Linked DNA regions of Homo sapiens: region 2 is linked to region 1. Evidence: read pairs that join two places in POLR2A ChIA-PET (ENCODE). Cell type or tissue: PC-9. All regions are shown on one strand.

Evidence for each region. Peaks named below come from ENCODE experiments on the same cell type or tissue, not always from the same donor. Only the 100,000 strongest peaks of a DNase experiment are listed, where the experiment ranks them.
Region 2: POLR2A ChIA-PET joins it to region 1 with 16 read pairs; 3 of 35 experiments call an interaction of 5 or more read pairs at or near these places.

The regions. Positions count from the first base shown.
Region 1 is chr22:30,316,405-30,321,404 of GRCh38, reverse strand. All of the region lies in intron 1 of TBC1D10A (TBC1 domain family member 10A), which reads left to right. Among named protein-coding and RNA genes, the nearest start is that of TBC1D10A, 8.0 kb to the left of the region's middle. In PC-9, no CTCF peak of the experiment used is centred here; no DNase peak of the experiment used is centred here.
Region 2 is chr22:29,774,342-29,779,341 of GRCh38, reverse strand. No RefSeq gene overlaps it. Among named protein-coding and RNA genes, the nearest start is that of UQCR10, 9.5 kb to the right of the region's middle. In PC-9, no CTCF peak of the experiment used is centred here; a DNase peak (open chromatin) is centred at 261; H3K27ac peaks cover 2,399 bases.

The sequences.
Region 1 (5,000 bases):
CTAGTTAGTAAACTCAGAGCATCTACTTTTCTTGAGCTGTTACAGATCCCAGGAGAGCATGGAGCTGGCATTGGGGTGGTCCCTGGGTGGCCCATCTGGAAGGAGGCATTTGTACATATGGGGCCCTGGGCTGTGACTCTAGACTGCAGGCCCTCCCATTTTCTCTCATTTTTCCCTTCTTAGCCTCGAAGGAATATCCGGTTTGGTGGCCCTGTGAGTGTTAGGTCCTCAGACAAGACCTGACTTGGTAAAGGAGGGAGCCGGCACACCAGCTGCTACCCTGGGAAGGTGCCTGAGTGTCCGCCTGCTGGGAAACTCTAAGCTGTGGGAAAGAGATAAGATGGTAGCACCTACTTGATGTTTTGTCCTACCAGCATCTGGGCCTGAAACAGGACCTCCCAAGGGGCAGTGAGGCCTGGCTGTGGCCCAGCCACCCAATCTGTTTATATCGAGGTGGGCAAGAGAAGGTACTGTGTGCTCCCTCCTCACACAAGCGCCAGAATCTGGCTGGCTGTGTGATCTTGGACATGTTGCTTCACTTCTCTGAGCCTCAGTTTCTCACCTGCAGAATGGTTATGATAACACTGACTTTGCAGGATCATTCTGAGGTTTAAATGAACTAATAATACAGGGTAGGTGCTCAGTGAATGTTCTTCTCCCTCTTAAAGACTGGAGCAGCTCGTGGTTCTATCTTTTCATTTTCTACTTCCCATCTTTGGCTATAATGATGAGTGTCAGTGAGGCCCAGCCCCTGTCGGCAGGAATGAACCCTAACCCATGGTGAATCCTTACTTCCCCTGAGAGGGGTGATTATCCCCATTCTGTGGATGAGCGTACTGAAGACCGAGGAAAAAGTGCCCAAGGTTTGCCAGCTGGTAAATGGCAGAACTGGGACTAGAACCTGTTTCTTGACACTGCATCCAGTAGTGACTACACCTTGCTAAGGTGGCAGCAGGCAGGGTGCCAGGTGCTTACTGTCCCTAAGTCCCTAAGGTCCCTGAGGTCCCCACACCCAGGGCAGGAGTTAGCAGGAATCTGGCTACCTCCCCCTTCCAGTATGGAGGGCAGAGCAGGTCTCAGTACAGGGAAAGGTCATGGCCATCAAGCAGGAGAAAGGCACAGGGAGGAAAATCCTTGGAGAGGTCCTGGAAGCATGGCCAGATCAGGCCTGATTTAGTCCTCCCATAGGCCAGAGTCCGGATTGCATTGGTCTTGACCCCAACATGCTGCATAATGGCCATTTGACTTTGATATCTAGTCTGTGCCTTTTGGAAGAAGTGTTACTTTGTAGATGAGGCAGGGATTATGTTGCTTGTACCGGTGAGGAATCTGAAGGTTGGAGAACTCTTGCTGTTAGTGAACTGTGGAGCCAGACCGGAGAGGGATCCCAGGTCCTCCGACTGTCACCCAGTGCTCCTCTAGCTACATAGCACTGACCATTCTCTTCCCCTTTCTCTTCCTCAGTCGAGGTAATTGAGCCTACAGGCTCAGGATGCATTGCCGACTAGAGCAGAGCCCTGCCATCATCCATCCGTTGTCCTAGCTGATCACTTTATCCTGCAGACAGTACACTTGAGGGGTAGGAGGCCTCCTTTAACTGATTAGTCTGCCCCTGGTAAATCTATTGCCGCAATCCTGGGCCCAGAGACCCTCTCCAGCAGGGAGAACACTGTACTGGCCACCCCACTGGCAAGTCAATGCTCCTGATACTTAACCAGCTTAGAAGCCCCCACCTAGGATTTCAGGGCAGCTGCCAACTTTGGCTTTCTCTGTCTCATCCTTCCATTTCCCGTCTCTCCTCCCCCTACCCTACCCTACTCCATTCTGTGCCCTGTCCAGGTCTTCAGAGGCTGCCATAGCTTAGCACTCAACACCTCTTCAGGTAGAGAAATACTCAGCAGACCCAGCAGCCTGGGAGAGCAAACCAAGGCTTACTTTTGCCAGCTTATCCATCTTAGCAGTGAGCTTATTTACCACACATTTATTGAGCACCTACTCTGTCAGACCCTGTGATTTGGACAAGAGATATAGAACTGAACAAGATGTCTGTGTTTTATTGCCCTCAAGGCACTCACAGACTTGCTGAAAAATAGAACCACAGACAAATCTTTCCAGTGTTGAGTGATGAAGGCTGTCATTGAGGCATGCAGTTGCTCTGGGAGTACAGAGGAAAAAGCAGCCAGCCCCACCTGCAGGAGCCTAGAAAGTAGTAGCATTTGATCCAGGCTTCAGAAGAGGCAAAGCAGGGCAGTCCATTGGATGAGAGGGGGCCCATGTGCAAAGTCCCTCCCAAAAGCAGTCGTTTGAGCATGTGTGGCAAGAGCAGAGATGACAAGAAGAACGGGAGGCAGTAGGATGATACGACAAGAAGAACGGGAGGCAGTAGAATGATACGAAGCAAGGGTAGGTTAGGGAAATGGGTTGGGCAGTCTCAGTCTAGCCTTGAATGTCAGGCTGAGGCCTCTTGTGTTGCATAAAAGTTAGTCCAGGAAATGGGTTGGGCGGTCTGAGTCCAGCCTTGAATGTCAGGCTGAGGCCTCCTGTGTTGCATAAAAGTTAGTCCAGGTCTGGCATGGAAGACGGCATAAAGAGGAGCTGGATTGCAGGCAGTGAGACCTGTTGGGAGAATCAAGGATGGCCTAAAAGGGCTGTGGTGAGACCTGGAAGAGGTCTGGAGCAGTGAGGATAAAGAGGCTGGCAAATCATTAGTGCTTGGTTCATGACTGCCATGTGGGCTGATGGAGAGGTAGGAAGGCTCTGGACTAGCTGAAGTGGCTTTGGCCTCTTACAGAGTCCATTCTGGAGCCCTCTGGCTACAGGGAAGCAAGGCCAGCTGTGGCCTTCCTCTGAAGAGGGCAGTGGGCTGCTGTGACTCTGCGTTGTCACAGCTCTGGGCTCCCCAAGGTGCCTGGTATGGCTGGCTTGCCCCGGGCACATCAAGGGGTTCTTTGTCTCCTTCCAGCAGGAGAGTGGGTTGGCTGACCTGGTTGGGGAAGGAATAGGATAAGCGGTGTTGAGCTTCCTGGTCTCTGCCTGGCAGACATATTGGATGATAAGGAAGGATGCAAGGAGAACCAGAAGAGAGGACTGGGGCCTGAGGACATGGAAAACCTACCTTAGGGTGGTATGGCAACTGGGAAGGGTGGGTTTGGGCCTTTGGACACAGCATACACTGATCAAGGGGAGGCACTTGGCAACTGGAGGCTTGTTTGACCTCACCTAGCACCTTTATTCTGTTCTTAGAGGTGGTGCCTTGGCTGGGACAAAACCTGTGAGAAGGCAAACCCCTCAGCACTTACAAGGGGCACCACCAGTGGCATCCGGAGATGAGAGATTCTGGCTGGAAATGTGGATTTTAGGCTAGTGTTTGAGAAAGGGCTCTGAACCAGGCACAGGGTCAGAGTGTCAGTGATGGCTCCACCACTGACCTTTGTAATATGTGACTTAGGCACATCCCTCACCCAACCATGGGGCTAATGCTTCCAGTTTTTTTCACCCAGCACTTACTATATGTGTAGCCCTGTGCTAGGCTCAGGATATAGACCTGATCTTGCCCTCACAGGGAAATCAGACATTAAACAAGTAGTTTCAACCAGTCTGGTCAACATAGTGAGACCCTGTCTCTAAAAAATAAATTAGCTGGGCATGGTGGCACGTGCCGGTAGTCCTAGCTACTACAGAGGCTGAGGCTGAGCCTGGGAGTTTGAGGCTGCAGTGAGCTGTGATTGTGCCACTGCACTCCAGCCTGGGTGACAGAGCGAGACCCCATTTCTAAAAAAAATTTTAAAAAGAGAAAGAAGTTACCAGGTGTGGTTGTATACAAAGGATTGTGAGGATCAAATGAGATAATTGGATTAGGAGCATAGTGTAAACAAATACTGCTGAACGGAGATCTGGAGACCTTAACCCTATGCCTTACTGAGCCACTAACTAGCTGTGTGACCTTGAGAAAGTTGCTTAATCTTGGTTTTGTTTTGTTTTGTTTTGTTTTTTTGAGATGGAGTTTTGCTCTTTTGCGCAGGCTGGAGTGAAATGGCACAATTGATCTTGGCTCACTGCAACCTCTGCCTTCCGGTTCAAGCGATTCTCATGCCTCAGCCTCCCGAGTAGCTGGGGTTTTAGGTGCCCACCACCATGCCCGGCTAATTTTTGCATTTTTAGTAGAGACAGGGTTTTGCCATGTTGGCCAGGTTGGTCTCAAACTCCTGACCTCAGGTGATCCACCCACCTTGGCCTTCCAAAATGCTGGGATTACAGGCATGAGCCACCATGCCGGTCAAAAGTTGCTTAATCTTTTTAACCTCGGTTTTCCCCACATAAAAACTACGCAGTTTGTATGTGTGTGTGTATGTGTGTTTGTTTTTAAGAGACAGGGTCTGGCTCTGTCACCCAGGCTGGAATGCAGTGGTGCAATCACAGCTCACTGCAGCCTCAACCTCCCAGGCACAAGCGATCTTCCCACCTCAGCCTCCTGAGTAGCTGGGATTACAGGCTGAAGCCACCATGCCTGGCTACTTTTTTTACTTTTTGTAGAGACAGAGTCTCACTATGTTGCCCAGGCTGGTTTCAAACTCCTGGGCACAAGCGATCCTCCCTCCTCAGCCTCCCAAAGTGCTTACGTTATAGGCATGAGCCACTGTGCCAGCCAACTAAGGCAGCTTTAGTGGGATGGTGTTGAAGACAGCTACATCTGACATCCTGAGACTGACCGTGGAGTATATGAAAAGTGTTTTGAAGCCTGAGTAACATAGGGAGACCCCATCTCTACATCCCATAATTTAAAAATTAGCTGGGCATAGTGGTGCGCACCTGTTGTCCCAGCTACTTGGGAGGCTGAGGTAGGAGGATCACTTGAGCCTGGGAAATCAAGGCTACAGTGAGCCATTATTGCACTACTGCACTCCAGCCTGGGCAATGGAGACCCTATCTCAAAAAAAAAAAAACAAAAACAAAAACAGTGCTTTGAGAAGTTCTCTATGTGGTACCACGCAAGTTCAGGG
Region 2 (5,000 bases), 540 kb after region 1:
GTGACACAGGGTGCATGTGCGGCACCTGGCCCAGGCCTGCCCCCGAGTGAGTGCCCAGAGAAGGCACTATTTTTGTGTGTGTGATCTTCTGTGTGTGCTGGTTGCCTGCCCCACACAGTACAGAGTGTTCGTCCTTTGCTGTCACTCAAGCAGCTGCCACAACCTCCGTCTTGTGCAAGGAATTTGTATTCTCTCCAACTTTGCACATTGCTCAGGCATTGTAAATTCATTGATTTCTGTCCTTTCCCCAGAGGACTTCAAACTCATTTGTAGGACGGTCCTTGTTCCTTGTGTTTGGAAGGGCTGACTGAGTCATGGGGATGGAATCTATTTCTTTTTAATAACTTACATTGCTTCCCCCCTTAGTACAAAAGCAGTAACATGCTCGGTGTGGTTCACACAAATAAGCAAAGGAAAACTACTGATAATCCTGCCATGCGGAAATAATCACTGTTAAGATTTTAGTTCTTATCCTTACAGCATTTTTTTTTTAGAAAAAAAGAATACACATAATGGTTTTCTACAAATATGGGATCGTACTACACATGCTATTATCACCATTTATTCAGGTAATGAGATATTGTGAACATCTTTCTGTTTCTCATCTGCATCATGTCGAATGGCTTACTTGTCTTCTATTATACCATGCTTTAGTCGGGCAATTCCCTGTTTTTGTACATTGAGGTTCTTTCTAATTATTTGCCGTTAAGCTACAATGAAGAGTCTCCTGGCTAAATATTTGCCCACAATCATGATTATCTTCTCAGGATAAATTCTTAGAAATAGAATTGCTGGGTCAAGTTTTTTGACTGATGTTGTTGAATGGGTCTTCCCGCCAGCAGTGTTTGAAACGATCATTTCCCATATCTTGGCTCATGCCGGATATTATAATGATTAAAAAAAAAAAACTTTGTGAATTTAATAAGTAAAAGGACATCTAGTGATTTTTATTTTGCCAATCTGTTGTTACAGAGCTTCAAGAAGCAGATGCAGGTATAAAATGGGCCGGAGAAAGATGCAGAGGTAGGGAGGGGAGTGTGGTGGGTACCCATAGTCCCTTCAGTACGAAAGATTTACCACCTCAGATGCTGGACGTGCTGTTGGCCTCTTCAGGGATTGGCCAGGCTGAAGAGAACTGCCCTGCCCTGTCTGCCCACTTCCTAGGCAGCAGCCTCCAGCGAGTGATCAAAAGAGACTACAGTCTGGGTGCGGTGGCTCACGCCTGTAATCCCAGCACTTTGGGAGAACAAGGCAGGCAGATCACTTGAGTCCAGGAATTCAAGACCAGCCTGGGTAACATGGTGAAACCCCGTCTCTACCAAAAGAAAAAAAAAAAAACTCAAAAAGAAAAAGAGGCTATAAATGGCCCTGGTCACCCAGATCAGGACAGCTCTGAACGGCCATGCTTCAGAACTAACCAGGGTCAGCGGAAGCCTTTGTTGAAACTGCATCTATGGCCAGATGCAGTGGCTCACACCTGTAATCCCAGCACTTTGGGAGGCCGAGGCGGGTGGATCACAAGATCAGGAGTTTGAGACCAGCCTGGCCAACATAGTGAAACCCTGTCTCTACTAAAAATACCAAAACTAGCCAGACGTGGTGGTGGGAGCCTGTAGTCCCAGCTACTCGGGAGACTAAGGTGGGAAAATCACCTGAATCCAGGAGGCAGAGGTTACAGTGAGCCAAGATCATGCCATTGCACTCCAGCCTGGGTGACAGAGCAAGACTCCGTCTCAAAAACAACAACAAAAACAAAAACACAAAGAACACATCTACATCTTGGTCTGACTTCTTTTTTTTTTTTGAAATGGAGTCTCACTCTGTCGCCCAGGCAAGAGGGCAGTGGTGTGATGTCAGCTCACTGCAGCCTCTGCCTCCCAGGTTCAAGCAATTCTCCTGTCTCAGTTTCCCAAGTAGCTGGGATTACAGGTGCCCCCCCCCCCACCACCATGCCCAGCTAATTTTTCGTATTTTTAGTAGAGACGGGGTTTCACCATTTGGCCAGGCTGGTCTCAAACTCCTGACCTCAGATGATCCATCTGCCTCGGCCTCCCAAAGTGTTGGGATTACAGGGATGAGCCACCACGCCCAGCCAGTCTGACTTCTTCTGCTGGTCCTGTTTCTTTTCCTTGGTCTACACTAGCCCCCAGTGGAGTCCACTCCCCAGGGAACCCAGCCTGTGGTTAGGAAGCATCCTTGTGTCTACCTGGGACAAGCTCAACGTGTGCTTGGTGTACAAACCTAGAATGTTCTGAGAGCTGGGCCTTCCTTCTTTGGGCCACCATGACAACACAGAGGTAAAATGTTTTAAGCCCTGGCAGGCAGCCCTGGGGTGCCAGAAGCTTCTAGGGTACCCTCTGGCTGGGTTATTTAAGCAGTCAGCTGGGTGGAGATTTACTATACAGAGTTTACTTCCCTTGACACCCCTCCTAGATAACAACACCCTCAGAAACAACAAGAATTATGGCTGCCATTGTGCAGTATCATGGGGGTTATTTATTTTACAGATAAAGGAACTGGCTGAGAGAGGGTAAGTAACTTGTCTGAGTTCGCACAGCCGGTGAGTGGTGGGGCTTGAAGTCTAACCCAGGACTGTCCATTCTAAAATCAATGCTCTTGGCTGGCCACGGTGGCTCATGCAGGTAATCTCAGCACTTCGGGAGGCTAAGGTGGGTGGATTGCCTGGGCAACGTGGTGAAACCCCATCTCTATTAAAATACAAAAAATAATCTGGGCATGGTAGCACACACCTGTAATCCCAGCTACTTGGGAGGCTGAGGCACAAGAATCATTTGAACCCGGGAGGCAGAAGTTGCAGTGAGCCGAGACGGTGCCACTGCACTCCAGCCTAGGAGACTGAGTGAGACCCTGTCTCAAAAAAAAAAAAAAAAAAAAAAAAAGATAAAAGAAACAAAGCGCATGTAACGTTACTCTTCAAACCAGAGTCACTCTCCATAAATTATCAGTTTGATTTTCTTCATAGCCCTAACCTGAGCTGAAATTCTTTTTTTTTTTACTTTTTGTAGAGACAGGGTCTCATGTTGCCCAGGCTAGTCTCAAACTCCTAGGCTCAAGCGATCCTCCCGCCTTGGCCTCCCAAAGTGTTGGGATTACAGGCATGAGCCACTGCGCCCAGCTTAAGAGATATTTTTGAGCACAAGAGAGAAGCTAGGGAAATGACATTAACTCCAGTACTCTTAGGAGAGTGGTCCTGCTTGCTCAGAGTTATGTGGGATCAGAGACTTTCTGGAACTCACTTTCCAAGGTACCCAAGTATTTAACTTTTCCTAACACCTGTGCTGGGGAGCAAGTGGGAAGCCCTTGAGGCTTTCTGACTTTAAAGACTGTCCCAGCTTTTGCCTCCAGGAAATGCCTCAGGCTAAGCTTGGGAGGGAGGAGAACTGTTTTCTAGTTATAAACAGCTTCTTGGTGCCAATTGGAGGAGGGTGTTAATCCTACCTCTTCCCACCTGCATGGCAGTCCCATCCAGGGAGCTCTGGGGCGGGGGGGTGGGGAGGCAGCTCTCATTTGGCAGTGCCACCGAGGGACAAGTCCTCATTGGCATCTGAGGAGGGAGTCCTGGGCCACAAAGCAGAGGGGTTCCAGGCCTGGAGCCAGAGCTGGTGGCTCACGTTTCTTAGCTCTCTGTATTCACTCTCTATCTGGGAAACCCCCTTTTAATTTATGTACCCCACCTTATAAAAATAATACACGGTTGATGCAGAAAAGTTAGAAATCTAGAAAATACAATGGCAAAGAAAAATAACGGTGGGATACAGTGACTCATGCTTGTAATCCTAGCACTTTGGGAGGCCAAGGTAGAAGCATCACTTGAGGCCAGGAGTTCAAGACCAGCCTTGGCAACATAGCAAGACCCCCATCTCTTAAAAACAAACAAAAAATAGGCTGGATGGGCACGGTGGCTTATGCCTGTAATCCCAGCACTTTGGGAGGCCAAGGTGGGCAGATCACCTGAGATCAGGAGTTCGAGAACAGCCTGGCCAACATGGTGAAACCCGATCTCTACTACAAAATAAAAAAATTAGTCAGGCATGGTGGTGGGTGCCTGTAATCCCAGCTACTCGGGAGGCTGAGGCAGAACTGCTGGAACCCGGGAAGTGGAGGTTGCAGTGAGCCGAGATCACGCCACCGCACTCTAGCCTGGGTAACAGAGCAAGACTGGGCACAATGACTCACTCTTGTAATCTCAGCACTTTGGGAGGCTGAGGCAGGAGGATCACTTGAAGCCAGGAGTTCAAAACCAGCCTGGTCAACATAGTGAGACTCCATCTCTATAAAAGAAAAATTTTTAAATTAGCTGGGTGTGGTGGCAGGCAACTATAGTCCCAGCTACTGGAGAGGCTGAGGCAAGGAGATCCTTTGAGCCCAGGAGTTGGAGGCTGCAATGAGCCATGATTGTGCCATTATACTTTGGCCTGGGTAATAGAGTAAGACCCTGCCTCAAAAAAAAAAAAGACTTCTTAATAAAACTAACTTTAATTCTTTATGCATTTTTGTTTGTTTGTTTGTTTGTTTTCAGATGGTGTCTCGCTCTGTCACCCAGGCTGGAGTGCAGTGGCACGATCTCGGCTCACTGCAACCTCTGCCTCCCAGATTTAAGCGATTCTCCTGTCTCAGCCTCCTGAGTAGCTGGGACTACAGGCAGACACCACCACGCCCAGCTAATTTTTGTATTTTTAGTAGAGACAGGGTTTCACCATGTTGGCCAGGCTGGTCTCGAACTCCTGACCTCAAGTGATCCACCCGCCTCAGCCTCCCAAAGTGCTGGGATTACAGGCGTGAGCCACTGTGCCTGGCCCCTGCTTTATTGTTTACCAGAATGTTGCCCTCAAATAATTGGGAACAATTTAATATAAGTTGCAATCTTCAACCCCCAGAGTCATTCTCTATGTGATGCTGAAATCATTCATAAACATCTGAGACCAGGGATAGTGCCTCACGCCTATTTTCCTAGTGTTTTGGGAGGCCAAGGAGGGAGG